Linked DNA regions of Mus musculus: region 2 is linked to region 1. The links are chromatin loops, found by intact Hi-C in ENCODE. Cell type or tissue: gastrocnemius. All regions are shown on one strand. Each heading gives the region's core, and the rest is flanking DNA. Links, peaks and the distances in the headings are about the cores only.

Region 1 (2,912 bases), core at 160-2,659:
GCAGTCTGGGACAGCACTGGGAGGGGAGTTCAGGCTGACACATCAGAGGACACCTGTCTTTTTAGTACCAGTTTTAGAGACTGGTCAGCTACTTTTTGTTTTTCAACAAAGTTCTTTCTTTCTTTTTTTTTTTTTAAAGATTTATTTATTTATTATATGTAAGTACACTGTAGCTGACTTCAGACACACCAGAAGAGGGAGTCATATCTTTTTACGGATGGTTGTGAGCCACCATGTGGTTGCTGGGATTTGAACTCGGGACCTTCGGTAGAGCAGTCAGTGCTCTTAACCACTGAGCCATCTCACCAGCCCAACAAAGTTCTTTCTTGATTCAAGCCTAGTATGTTCAATCTGTCTCAGAAGTGAACAGAATTGAGTTTCTCTTCTCTCTAGGTACCAGGCCTAACATCTGGCAGTCTATTCTTTTGGCCTCTCAGTCCCACGATCCCACTAGGTATTCAGGAAGATGAAAAATCAAAAAGAAACTAATTGGGAAAAGAGGATCAGGACACGTGACTAAATGCTTGTGTTGTCAGAAACTCTAGGTGTGTGTCAATCCCCTGAAGGTTTAGTGGTACTGGGAAATTTTATGGGTGCTACGATTTTGACTTATACCATGTAGTACATTAGCATGTAGTGCAAGAAGGTGGTAAAGTCATGTTTGTTGACATCTTGATGATGCCACAAAGCAAGATAGTAGGAAAACTATGTAGCTGTCTCCATCTTTTTGGTTTTTCGAGACAGGGTTTCTCTGTGTAGCCCTGGCTGTCCTGGAGCTCACTTTGTAGACCAGGCTGGCGTCGAACTCAGAAATCCACCTGCCTCTGCCTCCCGAGTGCTGGGATTAAAGCCGTGCGCCACCATGCCCGGCTAAGCTGTCTCCATCTTGATGACGTCACCAGCCAAGACATTACCAAAGCAACATGATTACTCTTTGCTTATAGTAAACTCAAGTCTATGATAAAATGAACCCATCTTACATCAGGGCAAAAGTTCCTTTGGAATTAATGCATCTTGCAGATTAAATATGGAGAGTTATTCCCCCTTCCTTAAAAAAAAAAAAAAAAGACACTAAATTGTGTAAGCATGGAGATACAGTACCTATGGCTTAGACATGTAGGACTGAAAAAGAAAAGAAAACAAAACAAAAACAAAAAAACAGCAAAACAGTCTGTGGTTTCAAACTAAGAAAAATGAGTTCATATGTCTTACCACAAATTATAATTGTGAATACCAATCAATGTATCTGGATATGTTTGACCACCCGTCAGCTCCTAGAAACAGGCTGTTGCTGGGAAAGGGAGCCCAGGAGTCAGAGAAATAGAAAGTGTGCTTACCATAGGTGGTGCTGTTGCTCTAAGAGCACAGGTAAAAAAAAAAAAAAAACCGGGGAAGGAAAATGGAACCTTGGCATCATTTTCCCCACCTGAGAAAGAAATGAGTTGAAATGGGATCTGTGAATATTGAACACGGTGGGAGGAGCCTCTGGGCCTGAAGAGGATAGAAACTCCACAGGAAGACCAACTGGGTTAACTAACCTGGACCCTTGGGGCCTTTCCGAATCTTAGAACTCTTCTTACCAGTTCCCATTTTGGCTTTGTAAGAGTGAAACAAGTGTCTCAACCCCAATGGTACCATAATGGAGGTTTCTTGCTCTCTGACTTTCAGTGCTTTGTCTGCCTCCAACCAGTTCTCTCATGGGACAGTATTCTGTGATTGGTGCTTCTTAGCAACAGGTTTACCAGAAGTCACCAAGGGTACCCACAGCACTCAGGACTCCATATTTGCTTTGTGTTAGTGATACTTCTTATTTACTTTTCCTTGCTGAAGTGATTGGGTCATCCTGGAGGTCGGATAAGAGAGAGTGCAATGCTTTCTTTGCCTTGTCTATCTTGGCCACGTGCACAGGAGACTCCTGGTCTCTGTGGTATCTTCTTGGGTCCTCTCCACATTGCTAATACACTTTCAATCCTAGGATCCTTCTGAAGCTGCCAAATTGTTGTAAAAGAATAATCTGGGCTGGTGAGATCGCTCAGCAGGTAAGAGCACTGACTGCTCTTCCAGAGGTTCTGAGTTCAATTCCCAGCAACCACATTGTGGCCCACAACCATCTATAAAGGGATCTGATGCCCTCTTTTGGTGTGCCTAGAAACAGCTACAGTGTACTCATATAAATAAAATAAATCTTTAAAAAAAAATCTTTATGTCTCCCATTCTGTAAGACTTTTAGGCCAATGTTTTAATCCTCCCCACCCACTACAACGTTTGCTTACACAAAGGCCCCCTGGCTCACTCTAGGAATGTGATGACCTGGAACAGTGACATTTTTCTCCTAGGAGCAGTGATCCCTTTCCACTTTCTCCATTTCCTGTGTACCAGTTCTTTTCAGCTATCCAGTTGAATAAGATCGCAAGGTCTGACTCCAGCCGAAGGAGGTAGAAAAGGCTCAACCACACCCTAAGTTAGAATAAAAACCAAATACACTTCCTTTTTCCTGTCCGGCTGTGTGTTTACTCTTCCTCAGCACACCCTCTCCTGATCAGGAGTAAAGTTCACCTTGTCCAGACACTTCAGTTAGGATGGTAATCTCTTTGCGACCTGGGACTTATTTCTAACACGCACACACAGACAAGATGGCATGTGTCTTTTATCCCTTACATTGGTGGGGACTATATATCACCCTATAAATTGGAAGTAAAAACACCACGTCCAACTTGACTTGACTGGCTAATCAGTGTGAAGGACCAGGGGGCTGGGCTCAAGGAATATGAATCTCTGTCAAGATAATAACCCTGGAGAGACTTTTTTGATATGATTTTGGTTTTTATTTTTTTTAATTAGATATTTTCTTTATTTACATTTCAAATGTTATCCCCTTTCCTGGTTTCCCCTCCGAAAACCCCCTCCCCACT
Region 2 (2,912 bases), core at 271-2,770, 230 kb after region 1:
CAAGAAAGTAAAGAATACTACCTTGACCACACATCCCTGAATAGAGCAGAATTACACGGTAGGGGGAAGAGGCAATAAGTCACTGAGTACATTACATGGGGATTTAATAGCTGTTCCAAAAATTTCAGAACTGTGGCAGAGAACAAAACTTTCCCAGTGGTGGTAGGGGGCATTGGGGAGCCAGGTCAATGAATATGCTTCATCGTTTAAGCTAATTAGTATTTAGTCAGTATGAGATCTACAGAGTGAGTTCCAGGACAGCTAGGGCTACACAGAGAAACCCTGTCTCGAAAAACCAACCAACCAAACAAGACAAAAAAACAAAAACAAAAAAACAGTATGAGAAGTTGCGTCTGCTAAGGCCCTGTGATGCAGTGAGTTGAGAAGACTCGAAGTTTTAGCCAAGATGACCTAGAGACCGGGACCATGAATAGGAAAGTGCTCCCCACACCCTGCACACATGCAGGAAGTAAAACCCAGGGACATTTGGGAGGTTCTGAAACCCCAGGTTTTTTTCTTTGTTTGTTTGGTTTTTCGAGACAGGGTTTCTCTGTGTAGCCCTGACTGTCCTGGAACTCACTCTGTAGACCAGGCTGGCCTCGAACTCAGAAATCCGCCTGCCTCTGCCTCCCAAGTGCTGGGATTAAAGGCGTGCACCACCACCGCCCAGCGAAACCCCAGATTTCAAACGGTTGTTTTCTCTTTCACAGCCATCCTATGCTATTGGTGATCTTAGAGGTCTAGATCTATGTTTTCTACGATGAACAAATATACTTTTAACAATTCGGGATAGACCAGACACAAAGACTGGTTACTGATCTGAAGGATAGCAAGCAACCTGAACATGAAGAAGCGCTTGGGGGTGGTGGTGGTGGTGGTAGTGGTGGTGAGCAGAAGTAAGAGGGGCTTTGAAACAACCGTCCAAATGCAGGAGCGGAAAGTCGCCAGGACGATTTCTGTGCTGGATTCAACACCACCGACAGGCGAGGCTCATTTCACCTCACGACCATCGTAAGCAGCCCAGGTACAGAAGCTGGCCCTCCGTGACTCATATCGAGCTCTAGGACCAGGAATCAAACCCACATCTCGTCGACCCCCCGTGCCAGACAGAGAAAAGGGAGGCACTGGCTCTGAAACTGTCTACTCCGGCTTCCGCTCCCTGGGACGAGCAGATGATCAAACGGCTACGGAGATGAAGGGACCCATCCGACTCTCCGGACGCCGCGGAAGATGCTTAGGACTCGGACTCACCCAAGGGAGTGACCCTAATCTCGGGCATGGTCAGGGAGGTCGCCTCGAACCACGGCTCCACGGCTCGCGTGCACCGCCCGCAGGAGAGCCGCAGGCAGACCCCGCGCGCGCTCACATCAGACGCCCGGCCGCGGCGAGTCCCTCCGCACTGCGCGCAGGCGCAACCGCCGAGACCGCCCCCTTCCTGCCCTCGCGCCGGAAACGCAGGCGGATATGTCGAGTTCTAATTGGATGATCAGCAACCAATTGGGATGGCTGGCGGGGCAGCGGAGGGCGGGGCAGAGGCTGGACTTTGGGTTGCAGCTCCAGGTTTCTGCTCAACCGCAGGCTCCGAGCTTGAGGGGAAAGCATGGGGACGGGGACCCTTACCTGACGTGAACCAGGCGGCAGAGCCACGTCTCTGTACACCACCGGGGCGGACTGGCAAAGAATCGTCTCCCACAGCAGCCTAATTGTAGCTTTGATCAACCCTCCCCATCGCTGGCCTCTGCTGCACCCTTTGCCCTCCGCGGGAGTAGAGACCACCACTCCCCCACCATCGGAACCCATCTCAGGTGAGATTTGTAGACTTCTCTGCACCACCCTGGCTTGCTGCTACGCCTAGGTGTATGCTGGGTGCCAGCTTGTGGGCCTTTGCCCGGCTGTCCATCCTGTTTAGCTTGATCATCAGAGGGAGCTGGATCACCTTCCGGGAGCTGGCGAGCTGCTCTCCCTTCCTGTTCTTTCCGGGTTTACCGCGGACAGTTCTAAGAGGCTACTTGGCTCAGGCTCTGGGCAGGAAGGCCTGGCCGCAGGATTGTTAGGTGGCCAAAAAAGAACTGGGGTGAGGGGGGCGGCATAGAGACTATTGACCCACGGGACAGCAAACAGGCCGAGGGTGTATCGCAAGATTCTGGGCGTCGCCAACTTTGAGGCCCAGGCGGGGCTGTCCCTGACACCTAAACACAAGGTGAGCCCATCTCCTAAGTCTGGAACTTGCGACAGGCATCCAGTCCAACCCATGAGGCCCTGTCACCATTTACATGGACCGGGGAGACATGTAGACCACACTCCCAGAGCTGAAGGACTGAGACCTAGGACTGTGTGAAGGAAAGAAAAAACTTGCACACAGATACGTTGCACACTGGATAGGGGTGGGTTTTTGAAGGCCTGATGGTACAGAGGTTAAGGCAGGAATCCACAAGAATCTCCAGGACTGGTGGTAAGTGTTGGACATAAGTGTAATGCAGCCACATCCCACAGAGTTGGTCCTGGACATCAAGGCAAGGCTGTTAAGATAGCAGGAAAGGTAGGGACTGGGTGCTTAGAGTGACCCATCCAACATGTGAACACAAAAGGAGCCTAGTGGCACAAACTTGTAGTTCTAGCTACTCGGGAAGCAGAAAGATTGAAAGTAAAAGGCCTAGTTTGACATGGTGGCACACACCTTTAACCCCAGCACTTTAATCCCAGACAGGCAGATCTGAGTTCAAGATCAGCCTGATTTACAGAGTAAGCTCCAGGACAGCCAGGGTTACACAGAGAAATCTTGTCTTGAAAAAACAAATTAAAAAAGAAAGTTAAAGGCCTGCCTAGGCTATTACCTGTCCAGCATACAAGAGGCCCTTAGGTTCAGTTCCCACAACTGTAAATAAATAAATAAGCAAGTAAGTGTGGAGACT

The links. Peaks named below come from ENCODE experiments on the same cell type or tissue, not always from the same donor. Only the 100,000 strongest peaks of a DNase experiment are listed, where the experiment ranks them.
Region 2: a loop joins it to region 1, with 2.8 times the contacts of the local background. A loop is called at or near these places in 1 of 42 quality-filtered maps.

Annotation. Positions count from the first base shown.
Region 1 is chr4:156,100,268-156,103,179 of GRCm38, reverse strand. No RefSeq gene overlaps it. Among named protein-coding and RNA genes, the nearest start is that of 9430015G10Rik, 8.3 kb to the left of the region's middle. In gastrocnemius, for the core only: a CTCF peak has its summit at 1,326; no DNase peak of the experiment used is centred there.
Region 2 is chr4:155,868,060-155,870,971 of GRCm38, reverse strand. It overlaps Cptp (ceramide-1-phosphate transfer protein), which reads left to right and starts at 1,532. Exons shown (of 3, transcript NM_024472.4): 1 at 1,532-1,805. It overlaps Ints11 (integrator complex subunit 11), which reads right to left and starts at 1,405. Exons shown (of 17, transcript NM_028020.3): 1 at 1,252-1,405. The coding sequence starts at 1,279. In gastrocnemius, for the core only: a CTCF peak has its summit at 1,326; a DNase peak (open chromatin) is centred at 1,443; H3K4me3 peaks cover 2,347 bases; H3K27ac peaks cover 1,988 bases.